Regions from separate parts of the Homo sapiens genome. Here all the other regions are linked to region 3. A link is a contact called in ENCODE Hi-C or POLR2A ChIA-PET data. All regions are on one chromosome and are shown on one strand. The core of a region is the stretch at or near the end of the contact, and the rest is flanking DNA. Distances in the headings are between cores, read along the strand shown. Region 1 holds the start of XYLB (xylulokinase). Region 2 holds the start of ACVR2B (activin A receptor type 2B). Region 3 holds the start of SCN11A (sodium voltage-gated channel alpha subunit 11). Region 4 holds the start of ACAA1 (acetyl-CoA acyltransferase 1).

Region 1 (2,700 bases), core at 123-2,622, 710 kb before region 3:
CACTTGAACCCAGAAGGCAGAGGTTTCAATGAGCTGAAATCACGCCATTGCACTCCAGCCTGGGCAACAAGAGTGAAACTCCGTTTCAAAAAAAAAAAAAAATTAGCTGGGTGCGGTGGTGTGCGCCTGTAATCCCAGCTACATGGGAGGCTGAGGCAGAAGAATCAGTTGAACCAGGGAGGTGGAGGTTGCAGTGACCGGAGATCACGCCACTGCACTCCAGCCTGGGTGACAGGAGTGAAACTCTGTCAAAAAAAAAAAAAAAAGTCATCAAGCAGTTAAGATTAGATTAAAATGCAGTAATCTAATCTTAATTAGATTAGATACTTAGATACCTTTATTTAAAATTTTTTAAAAGTGGAGATAATAGTACCTACTTCCCAGCATCATTGTGACGATTAAATGTGCTCAGCAGGTTGCATAATTGTTTCTGATCTAGCTAGTATCCAGTATTTGTCTATTGTCACAGGTGGTGACTGCTGGAGGGGCTGAGTCCCCAATAAGCTGTGAATGTCTTGGAGGACAAGTATGTTGGCCCCTTCTTGTTCTAGCAGTGAAGAGGATCCCATGTAGACTCCAAGCAGCTCAAGTTCAGCAAGGGAGACAGACCATTGCAAGTGCATGAAAAGGGCACTGGTGGGCTGGGAAGTTCGTAGGAGGAGCCTCTCACATGCTGGGTTTGGGGAGGAATTCTGGAAAGCAGTTAGTCTTAGGGACGGGAAGGATGTAGCTGGTGGGACAGGCGCCCTCAGCTCCATGAATAAAAGGAGTGGGTCTGACTCTGGTTCTCATTCCCCTTTACCATGCCTGGCACACATTAGACCATCAATACCAATTGACTCCAGGAAGGAGTGTCTCCCCGTGGGGGCATCAGGAGCCGCTGAGTTTAAATACACAGGTGGGATGTGACACACTGGGAACCATTCAGATTTGCTGGATCTGGATAGGGCTTGTCAGGACTCAGTGCTTCCAACCCCAGGGCCCATTTCCCTGTGGCCCCTGAGTCACCACCATGGGTGGACAGCTGCTCCAGTGCCAAGATACAGCCACAGAGGACGGCAGGCCCAGGGCCTCCAGAAGGACAGGCAGGCTCCCTCTGAAAGACAAGCCGGCTTATAGCTGAAACCTCTGGCCCAGGCGTCCTCTAAGGGAAGCCAGGCGGTGTCAGGGCACGGCCCATGAAGACATAAGATGAAGATGGGGAGAACCAGAGGGGGTGCGCTTCGAAGGAAAGCGGGCTGCGTGGGGGCACCGTCGATTGCACAGGACGCGGTCCCGGCTCGCGTAGCCCCGCAGGCGGCGCCAGAGCGCAAGCCCGCCTCGTGACTCCGGTCCACAGTCCGGCCGGGCGGAGCTAGGGGCGGGCCCCTGCGTCTCTGGGCGCTGGAGCGCGGCGACTATCACGCCGCGTGGCGGACGGACGGACTGACGGACGCGCAGCCTTACCCGAAAGGCCATGGCGGAGCACGCCCCTCGCCGCTGCTGCCTGGGCTGGGACTTCAGCACGCAGCAGGTACAGTCGCCTGGCCGCAGGGCCACGGGGCCGCCTCCTCCGCTTCGGTGGGGGTAGGGGGCGGGCTGTCACCCGGACGCGGGAAAACATGGGCCCGGCCGCGGGCGCGCCTACCTCTCGGGCTTCCCGGGGCCCCCGCGCCCCTGCCCTGCGCGCGGCCGTGGGGCGCCGGTGCCCTCGCCCGGAGATGCCCTGCCAATGCCACCCGCTCGCAAGATGCGGCCTCGACCCCGCCTGGACCCAGCTACCCCAGGAAACTGCAGGCGCTCCTCGGCAGGACCCCCGGTGCCCAGAGGGGCCGGAGGACTCGGCGGGTTCCTGCGCTGTTCTGGGCACCCAGTGACGGGGATCCGAAGGAAGTCAGCTACTGTAAGGCAGGGGAACAGACAGGCGGGTAGCCCTGCGCACATGCACAACCAGTGACCTGGAAGCAGATTATAGCCCAAAACCTTTTTTTAAAAATTGAAATGGCCCAGGCCTGGTGGCTCTTGCCGGTAATCCCAGCACTTTGGGAGGCCGAGGCGAGTGGATCGCTTGAGCCCAGGAGTTCGAGACCAGCCTGGGCAATATGGAGAAACCCCGGTCTCTACCAGAAAATACAAAAATTAGCCGGGCATGGTGGAGCACACCTGTAGTCCCAGTTTTTCTGGAGGCTGAAGCGGATCGCTTGAGCCCAGGAGGTGGAGATTGCAGTGAGCTAAGATGGCGTCACCGGTCTCCAGCCTGGGCGACAGAACGGGACCCTGTCTCAAAAAAAAAAAAAGAAAAAAGTGAAATGCATAGTGTACAAGTGGACTTTACCCTGTGACCGCCCTTCGTTGACACCAGCTTGCCTGGTCTGTGCACCCAGGACTGCTGGCCAGAGGAGCAGTGTGCTGCTGCCAACGCCCTGCAGACAGGCAAGCAAATCAAAATTTGCCTTCAAAGAGGGCATGGGGTGACCGGGGGCACCTTTTCCTTTAAAGTACTTGGGAAATATACACAGTTGCAGTCAAACCCCTCTTCTCGAATGGGTCAAGGGAGGCAGGCCTCTGGCCAGTCCTTGGGGGAACGTCCTGTGGGACTCTGGATGACTCGAGTTGCCTTGCTGGACCTCAGTTTTCCCATCTGTCCAGGAAAGGAGTTATACTCCCAAGCTTGGAGATTGCTTCAGTGGGACATTAATGTCTCTGGACCACAATCATGGC
Region 2 (2,700 bases), core at 122-2,621, 600 kb before region 3:
CTCCCTCCTGTGTTCAAGCGATTCTCCTGCCTCAGCCTCCTACCGAGTAGTTGGAATTACAGGTGTGTGTCACCATGCCCAGCTAATTTTTGTATTATTTAGTAGAGACAGGTTTTTGCCATGTTGGTCAGGCTGGTCTCGAACTCCTGACCTCAAGAGCCTCCTGGGCCTCTAAAAGTGCTGGAATTACAGGTTTGAGCCACCTCGCCCTGCCTATAGTGAACATTTACATAATATTTTGTTTGACTAGGTTTCTGCCATTAAGAAGATGCAAAACCCTGAGGGAGTGTACCTCTTCACTTTGCATATGGGAAAACTGAGGCTCAGAGAAGTGAAATGACTGAGACCTCCAGGTGCCACCTCCCTTTCAGCTGCTCCTGCCCTGCTCCAAGCAAGGATGTGCCAAGTCAAGAGAAGACAGAGGACAATTAATGTTATCTGAGGATCTCGGAGCCTCATCCCTGAGCTATGATGGTCTTTCCCTCCTTAGTTGGGAGCCCCATCACGTTCCTCCGAAGCTCTAGTTGTGTGATAAGGAGGGTGGAATCTGAGACAGAGAACGATGGCCCTCCAAGGAGGGAGTTCGGGGTGAGGAAAACAGCAAAACCATGTGCTAGACAAGATCTTCAACTGCAGGGCTCTGGAGGCAACTGGGAAGTTTTGAAAGTGCAGATTGAAGCTCAGGGCCGCTGTGGGTGGCGCAGGAACTGCAGAAGACAAGATAGGATTAGGGAGGGCCAGCAGGTTGCCAGAGGCCCTTTTCCACCTGCTGGGCTTAGAGGGGCGGGACTCTGCCCGCTCCCTCACTTGGTTGGGTTTAAATGACCACTCCCCGCCCTAGCTGTGCCTTTGAGTGTGTGGCAAGGGATTGCAGACGGGAGACTGCTTGTCAATTCAGGGAAGTCAGCCTCTTTCTGCCACTTAATTCGCCCATCAGTAGAGATCCGACTTTCCCACGGTTCACTGTCACCCCCATTGCACAGGTGGGGAATCCAAGGCACAGAGGCGTCTGGGCCAGAGTCCCGGGACTATCCACTCATTCCGGGGTTGTAGGGCAGCATGTGTCAGGAGCTTGGGCTCGAGCGTGCGGGGCACTAATTGCGAGTGCAGTGGCCACAGGCTCCCGGGCAAAGTGGTCAGGAGCCCATTCCCGCCACCTCCGTCCGCGCGCCCCGCCCTGTCCTCCAGCAAGTTGGTGCACGCGCGTCCTCCCACAGGGCGCGGGATGGGGGCGGGGCCTCCGTGTTGTTGTTTCTCTGGGGCCCCGCCCCTCAGGGGGGCGCGGACCACGCGGCCGGAGGGCCCGCCTCCCCTCCCCCTCCCCGCCCAGCCCGCCCGCCTCTTTGTATCCAACATCCGGGTTTCCCCGCTGGCTCGGCTCCGTGGCCGCCGCTCAGGAGCCATTTTGGACTCGGTTCAGCTCCCCTCCCCCCCACCCCTCCCCCCGTTCATGGCCCCTCCGGACTCGGCCCCTGCGCCCGGGGCCCGGGCCCAGCCCCGCCGCGCTATGCCTGAGTCGGGCGCGCCCCGGCCCGTGCCCCGCCGCCGCCCCCCGGCCCCCGCGTCGCCCCGGAGCCCGGGCCGCAGCCTGCGCCGCCCGCAGCGGCCCTGAGCCCGGCCCCGCCGACCGGCCCTTGGAGCCCGAACGCTGCTCGGGGACGAAGGCGCAGGAAGCGCGCAGGGAACGAGACCGAAGGAAGGAGCGGGAAGGAGAGCGCAGCCGCCGCCTGGCCCTGCGCGCCCCGGGAGCGCCGTGCGGCCCTGCCCGCGGGCTCCGGGTGTGCGCGGGGCGGCGCCGCGGAACATGACGGCGCCCTGGGTGGCCCTCGCCCTCCTCTGGGGATCGCTGTGCGCCGGTAAGAACTGGGCGCGGCGCGGGGACGCCGAGAGGGCGCGCGGGGCTGGCCTCTGGCGCCGCGCGGTGTTTACCAACAAAGGGCGGGCCCGGGGCCTCGTCGCCGCACCACCTGTATTCAGCCCTCACCTCCGGGGGCGTGGGCTGGGGGCGCGGTGGGCGCCCGGCTCGCCGAACTTGGGGGCACGATCTTGTCTGTGCAGTCATCTGCGGGATTCTGGTTCCTAGAGGCGCCCCTGCGATGGGGGCCGGGACGCGGAGCCTCAGGGTCGGAGTTCGGGCTACGCGGGCGCGTGGAACCCAGGGAAAGAGTGAGGAAAACCTGAGCGTGGGGAAGGCGGCCAAGAGGGGTGGGCAGATCTCATTGGGGGTGGCAGGATTGTAGGTGCAGCAGCAGCAGCAGCATGCGGGGAGGGTTGCATGTCCCTCAGAGTCACTAAGTGTAGCGAAGCGAAGGGGGCGGCTTCACGCAGCCCAAAGTCCCCTGCATCTCTTGCCACCAGTCTGCGTCGCGTTACCGGCCCGGCGGGCTGTTGGTGCTGGCTCCCACCTGCTCCCTCTTTCCCTGCCGTTGGCCCCGGGATGCGGAGTGTGGTCGCTTCGCGGGACCGCTTTGTTTGGGCACTTGGGAGGGGAGGGGGTGGGTAAGATGGAAAACCCAACAGGTCCCTCTTCCTTCGGGCCTCCAGGAGGCACGTGGCGGGGTGGGTGACCAGCGCTCAGCTCGCCCGCGGCTGCGGGCGTGTGGCTGGAGGTGTTCGGCCAGCGCATGTGTGTTTGGGGGTATGTGGGCGCGGGCGTAAACAAGCGGAGTTCCGCCTGGAAAGCTTGTTTCTCCTACGGTC
Region 3 (2,700 bases), core at 143-2,642:
CCATCACAATTTTTACTCATCTAATTCACATTTCTTTATTAATTTAAGAAGTATTTGTCAAGACAACTTTTCTAAGCATTACTTATATACTAGCACTATGCAACAGAAATTTGTGACCACATATGTAATTTTAAATATTCTAATATCCATGACAAAATTAATAAATTTTATTTAGCCTAATATACCCCCAAACATCATTTCAACATGAAATCAATACAAAAAATTATTAATGAGATATTTTACATTCTTTTCTTCAAACTAGTCTTTGAAATTTGGGGGTAGTTTACAATTACATATCTCAACTGGAACTAGCTATATTTCAAGTGCTCAAGAGCCACAAATGACTAGCAGATACATCATATGCTATATCCCACAGTGTAGTTCTATAGGATTCACTTTCACTAGAGAGGGTCTGATCACCCTCAGCTCTTATAATTAGTGGTCAGGAAAACCACCTTAAGTCAAACCTAACTGTTCCAGTATAAGAGATGATTTAAACTAGAATTGTCTCTGGGAACAATTTTAGCTGGTGTACCGTTTTCGCCTTCCTATAACATCTTTTTGTCTTGTTTTTTTTTTTTAAACTTTTAAGTTCAGGGGTACAAGTGCAGGTTTGTTATATAGGTAAACTTGTGTCACGGGTGTTTGTTGTACAGGCTATTTTGTCACCCAGGTATTAAGCCTAGTACCCATTAGTTATTTTTCCTGATCCTCGCCCTCCTCCCACCCTCCACCCTCCGAAAGGCCCCAGTGTGTGTTGTCCCCCTCTTTTGTGTCCATGTGTTCTCATCATTTAGCTCCCACTTATAAGTGAGAACGTGCGGTATTTGGTTTTCTGTTCCTTTGTTAGTTTGCTTAAGGATAAGGGCCTCCAGCTCCATCATGTCCCTACAAAGGACATGATCTCGTTCTTTTATGGCCCCACTTTTTATCCTTTTAATTTAAACGGATTCTTTGCTCCCCCTGAAGATGGAGGCCACCTCCTTTGCAAGGACTTCTATCTCTCCCCCTTTGAGGCCACGACATAATTCTCCGCATTTTTAGGTACTTAACAGTAAATCACTTGGTTCACTTGGTTCTCCTGCCTGCCTAGGAAAGGTCAGGAGATGGTCCAGCGCCATGTCTAGCACTGTTAATTCTTTCAGTGCTTTCGTTTTGCTTGGGCCTCTCGGGGAGGGCGCGGAAAAGAGCGCAAGCCAGGGTCTAGGACCACACAAGTGAATTCGTGTTGCTCCCTCAGCCCTGAAAAGTGGCTCTCTCCCCATCAGCATTATACTTGCACAGTGGTTTTGTTTTTAGGTGCATCTACCTCATCACATGGCTACCGGCCACACAGCAACTAACAGCACCGAGGAAACACAACAGCCTGTTTACCTTCAGCCCCGCCACTAACCCTTGGCCAAAGGGAAAGGGGCAGGACATCCTCCCGCTCTGAGCCACCTCCGGAAGTGACGTCGGAGTGTCAACATGCAAGATGGCGGCCCATCACCGGCAGAACACAGCAGGGCGGAGGAAAGTGCAGGTATGGAAGCCCGGTTCCTCGGTCTTCCGGACGCGGCCGGCAGCTCCGGGCCCACTCCAGCTAGAAGGTGCCCGGCGCCACGACCAGCTGGGGTAGCGGCATGGGGCGAACGGGGCGGGGCGCGGCCGGCCACGAGGGGTGGGGCCGCGGCGCTAACGGCTTGAGGAAGGGGCGGGGGTCGGCTTGCTTGGCCCTTGGGGCCCAGGCCCGGGACCCTCGTGGGCGGCATTCTGAGCCCGGGATTGCTTGTCGCCGCTCTTCTGTAGGAGTGGACTTGCGGGGTCGGGATAGGCTCGTTCCCCGCCCACTTGCCTCCCCCTTGCCCTGTCTTTCTTCGAAGCGCTCTGCCCTCGCTGCGTCGGAGCCGAGGCCTCCAGGGGTTTCCCAGGGGGGTGGGCGTTGGAGGAGTGAGCGGCTTGTGCGGGGGCGTGGCGAGGCGGCGGAGCGCCAACGGCCCTGCGGGGTTTCTGCTGAGGATTCCGCACTTGGGAGCCCCCAGCCCTCTCTTATGTGGGAGCTGTCCCCTGGGTAGGTTTAAGTGACATAAGAATGTGCGTGGGGAAATTATAATTTTAATTGTTTTGGTATTTAAGTTCCTCTTCACCATTTCTTCATCTTAAGTGTGCATCGCTGAATCTGTCTTTATTGTTTGTGTAATTTATTGTCCATGTGGTAAAGAGTTGTCTAATCTTACCGTGTGTGTCTTGTGCCTTATGCCTTTGTGAATTCACTTTTGTTTGCGGTTACGCTTAAGAGTTACTGCCACTTCGGGGAACATCACACACCGGGGCCTGTCGGGGGCTGGGGGCGCTAGGGGAGGGATAGCATTAGGAGAAATACCTAATGTAAATGACGAGTTGATGGGTACAGCAAACCAGCATGGCACACGTATACCTATGTAACAAACCTGCACGTTGTGCACATATATCCTAGAACTTAAAGTATAATAATAATATTAAAAAATAGTTATTGCCACTTAATATTTTCAGTGATGCAGGGAATAAAAGCCCTCTTACAGGTGTTTGCCTGCAGGTATATTGTATGTGGTAGTGGCAGTTTGGTGCATTTATTCATTAAACATTTACCTAGCACTTAGGGTGGCCCCCAAAGGGGAAAAGGGATTGAAAGGGTGTAGAAATAATTAACACCTAGGCTTTCTTTATAAAACACAGCATTAT
Region 4 (2,700 bases), core at 92-2,591, 910 kb before region 3:
TTACTAATACTCCTCAGCACCGACCCTTTACGGGTGTCTGCAAAGAGGCCTTCCTCTTTTACTAATACTCCTCAGCACAGACCCTTTACGGGTGTCGGGCTGGGGGACTGTAAGGTCTTTCCCTTCCCACTAGGCCATATCTCAGACAATCTCAGTGGGGGGAAACCTGGACAATACCCAGGCTTTCTTGGGCAGAGGTCCCTGCGGCCTTTCGCAGTGCACTGTGTACCTGGTTAATCGAGAATGGAGAATGGCGATGACTTTTACCAAGCATACTGCCTGCAAACAAATGGTTAACAAGCCACATCCTGCACAGCCCTAAATCCCTCAAACCTTGATTCAATACAGCACATGTTTCTGTGAGCACAGGGTTGGGGCTAAGGCTACAGATTAACAGCATCTCAAGGCAGAAAAATTTTTCTTAGTACAGATCAAAATGGAGTTTCTTCTGTCTTCCTTTTCTACACAGACACAGTAACAGTCTGATCTCTCTTCCTTTCCCCCACACTGCCGCACTCCCCTTGCCGAGATAGTGAAAATAGTAATCAATAAATACTGAGGGAACTCGGAGACCGATGCCGGTCACCTGGGCCCACTCTACACTTTGTCTCTGCGTCTTATTTCTTTTCTCAGTCTCTCCTCCCATCTGACGAGAAATACCCACAGGTGTGAAGGGGCAGGACCCCTTCAAAGGTCAAGGCCATGGAGGTTCCCCCAGTGAAAATTCGGGGCGGGGAGGTGAGGAGAGCTCTGGACGAACGGAAGAACGGGGAAGGCCCAGCGCAGGGCCTGAGTGGTTCGCTCACCGACACAGATGTCCCCCAGCTGTTCCGGCCTCAGATTCACGTCCTTGAGAACCGCGGTCATGACTGCCGAGAGAAGCTCGTCGGGGGTGGTGTCCTGCAGCAGAAAGAGCAGCCGCAGTGACCCCCACTCCCCCATGCCCACCCCAGGGAGACAAAGCGACCACAGCTGGGTGCGGAGCTGCCTCCGGCGTCCAGGATAACCAAACATACGAACCGGACCCCAGCCCGCGCCGGCGTCTTCCCACACTCGGCGCCCAGACCCTCGGGCCTCACCTTGAAGCCGCCGCGGCCCGCCCGGCAGATGGCCGTGCGCCGCCCGTGCACCACCACCACGTCCGCGGCCGAGGCCTGCGGGGCACCGCTCAGGCAAGGCGCGGCCTGCGGCATCCAGCCGGAATCGGCCGGACCCCTCAGGTGGCCCAGCACTACCTGCAGCCTCTGCATTGCGCAGGTCAACCCTGCAGACCAGCCACCAGTCCGGGAACTGACCGCGGAGTTAACAGACAGCCGTCCGCACACGCGCAGAACCACATCTCAGCCTCCAAGGCCTCAACTCCGCCCACAGCTCTGCGAACAGACGCGAGCGACCCTCCAAAAGTCCCGTCCACCTCCAGCCTCAGCCAACCACAAGGAGAGTCGGCCTGGGAACCCGCCCCTCCCCGCCACCGCCTACCAAGCCCTCTATAGGAGGGCCCACAGGCACCGCCCAGCCGAGCTTTCCACTCAATGCCCCGCCTACCTTGGCCTACCGCAGCCAACCAGAAGGTGTATCTTTACGAATCCCCGCCCAGAAATGCAGACCGGAAGTCTTTCCACCTTTTGTAGCCAAACCCGAGACCTGACCCCCAAATCCCTGTCTCCTGCCCGCAGCCAAACGGAAGGCTGGGCAGCCAGGACCGCTTACTGCTTGGGGGCTGGAGATGGAAGCCGAGGCTCTAATTCCTCTACCCACTTCCTAGGAGGCTCTGCTATCCCTCCGGTCCCAGTACCCGAGCTGGGGGACCTAAATACTTCCGAGACGCCCGAGTCCTGCTCCGACGTGGTTGGGCTTTCCCATTCTTTCGAGAAGACAGGGAATTTGGGCTTCCGGGCTGGCCGGGAGAACAGATTTTACAGACATGCGGGGTGTGACAAGCTCTCTAACTGGAGAATGAACATTTCACACTTTTACCAGTTTTACACCCAATTGGAATGATTTTATTAGTGCCCATTTCCCGTGCTAGGCTGGGGTCTCCACCAAGGCAGAGAGGTACCATGTATCCGGGGAGCCTGCGACACCCTTGACACTTAGTAGATGATCAATAAGTACTTGTCGAATGAGTAAATGAATGAACCAGGGCTCCCCAGGTCAGGACTGTGTCCCTAAACCTAAAGGGCAAGGCCACGTGCCCCCTTGACTCCCAATAGCAGGGCCATGTCTTCACCTGAGACCCTGGAGAGTAGTGCTGGGCTTTCCACAGACACCAAAGGACAGGGTGCCTTGTGCTCCCCAACCTAGTGTCATGACGTCCCCAACCATTTCGAGGGCAGGGCCACGGCATGCCTCAGGCTCCAGAAGGCAGCTGTCCGTTTCCCACTCCCACCTCGGGGAGCACAGCAGGGGTCTTCCCATACCCCTACTGGCAGGATTGCGTGTTCCCCAGAGACAGTGGAGGGCAGAGCTGGTGCCTTCCCACTTGTCCCCTCCTCGCCATCCTCGAGGGCAGGACCGTATGAACCCCTCAGATTCCTCCGTGGAAGAACTGTGGCTCCACCAGATCCCAAAAAGCAAGGCCCGTTTCCTACAACCCCCGAAGGAGGGTCGTCCTCACTCCGCCGCCAACCTACTAGCACCATCACCAGACCCTCGAGGGCGGTGCCGTGGACCTCTCCAGATCTCAAAAGGCAGATTCCT

The links. A loop is a pair of places that touch in the nucleus more often than their neighbours do. ChIA-PET counts read pairs that join two places held with the same protein, here RNA polymerase II (POLR2A). Pooled maps may share reads with other maps.
Region 1: a pooled map shows a loop between it and region 3 (7-fold over the local background). The contact joins the promoter of XYLB here to the promoter of SCN11A in region 3. A Hi-C loop is called at or near these places in 1 of 37 single-sample maps with no recorded cell type and 9 of 50 pooled maps. POLR2A ChIA-PET finds 5 or more read pairs at or near these places in 1 of 52 experiments (naive thymus-derived CD8-positive, alpha-beta T cell).
Region 2: a loop to region 3 is called in a map of ascending aorta, with 4 times the contacts of the local background. The contact joins the promoter of ACVR2B here to the promoter of SCN11A in region 3. A Hi-C loop is called at or near these places in 2 of 168 maps with a recorded cell type or tissue (ascending aorta and sigmoid colon) and 9 of 50 pooled maps.
Region 4: a map of CD8-positive, alpha-beta T cell shows a loop between it and region 3 (4-fold over the local background). The contact joins the promoter of ACAA1 here to the promoter of SCN11A in region 3. A Hi-C loop is called at or near these places in 4 of 168 maps with a recorded cell type or tissue (CD8-positive, alpha-beta T cell and naive thymus-derived CD4-positive, alpha-beta T cell), 2 of 37 single-sample maps with no recorded cell type and 13 of 50 pooled maps.

What each region holds. Positions count from the first base shown.
Region 1 is chr3:38,345,413-38,348,112 of GRCh38, forward strand. XYLB (xylulokinase) reads left to right here and starts at 1,373. Exons shown (of 19, transcript NM_005108.4): 1 at 1,373-1,513. The coding sequence starts at 1,457. RefSeq lists enhancers at 1,150-1,981, 1,982-2,700 and silencers at 1,540-1,779, 1,790-1,849.
Region 2 is chr3:38,452,519-38,455,218 of GRCh38, forward strand. ACVR2B (activin A receptor type 2B) reads left to right here and starts at 1,372. Exons shown (of 11, transcript NM_001106.4): 1 at 1,372-1,856. The coding sequence starts at 1,805. It overlaps ACVR2B-AS1 (ACVR2B antisense RNA 1), which reads right to left and starts at 2,302. Exons shown (of 2, transcript NR_028389.1): 1 at 1,985-2,302; 2 at 1-707. It also overlaps a transcript of XYLB not described here. RefSeq lists enhancers at 954-1,453, 2,058-2,641, 2,642-2,700 and silencers at 1,172-1,221, 1,232-1,351, 1,772-2,051.
Region 3 is chr3:39,050,552-39,053,251 of GRCh38, forward strand. SCN11A (sodium voltage-gated channel alpha subunit 11) reads right to left here and starts at 1,393. Exons shown (of 30, transcript NM_001349253.2): 1 at 1,310-1,393. WDR48 (WD repeat domain 48) reads left to right here and starts at 1,465. Exons shown (of 19, transcript NM_020839.4): 1 at 1,465-1,522. The coding sequence starts at 1,475. RefSeq lists enhancers at 626-1,498, 1,169-1,258, 1,269-1,318, 1,339-1,528 and a silencer at 1,569-1,668.
Region 4 is chr3:38,135,786-38,138,485 of GRCh38, forward strand. It overlaps ACAA1 (acetyl-CoA acyltransferase 1), which reads right to left and starts at 1,342. Exons shown (of 12, transcript NM_001607.4): 1 at 1,080-1,342; 2 at 807-900. The coding sequence starts at 1,250. RefSeq lists enhancers at 2,457-2,700, 2,560-2,700.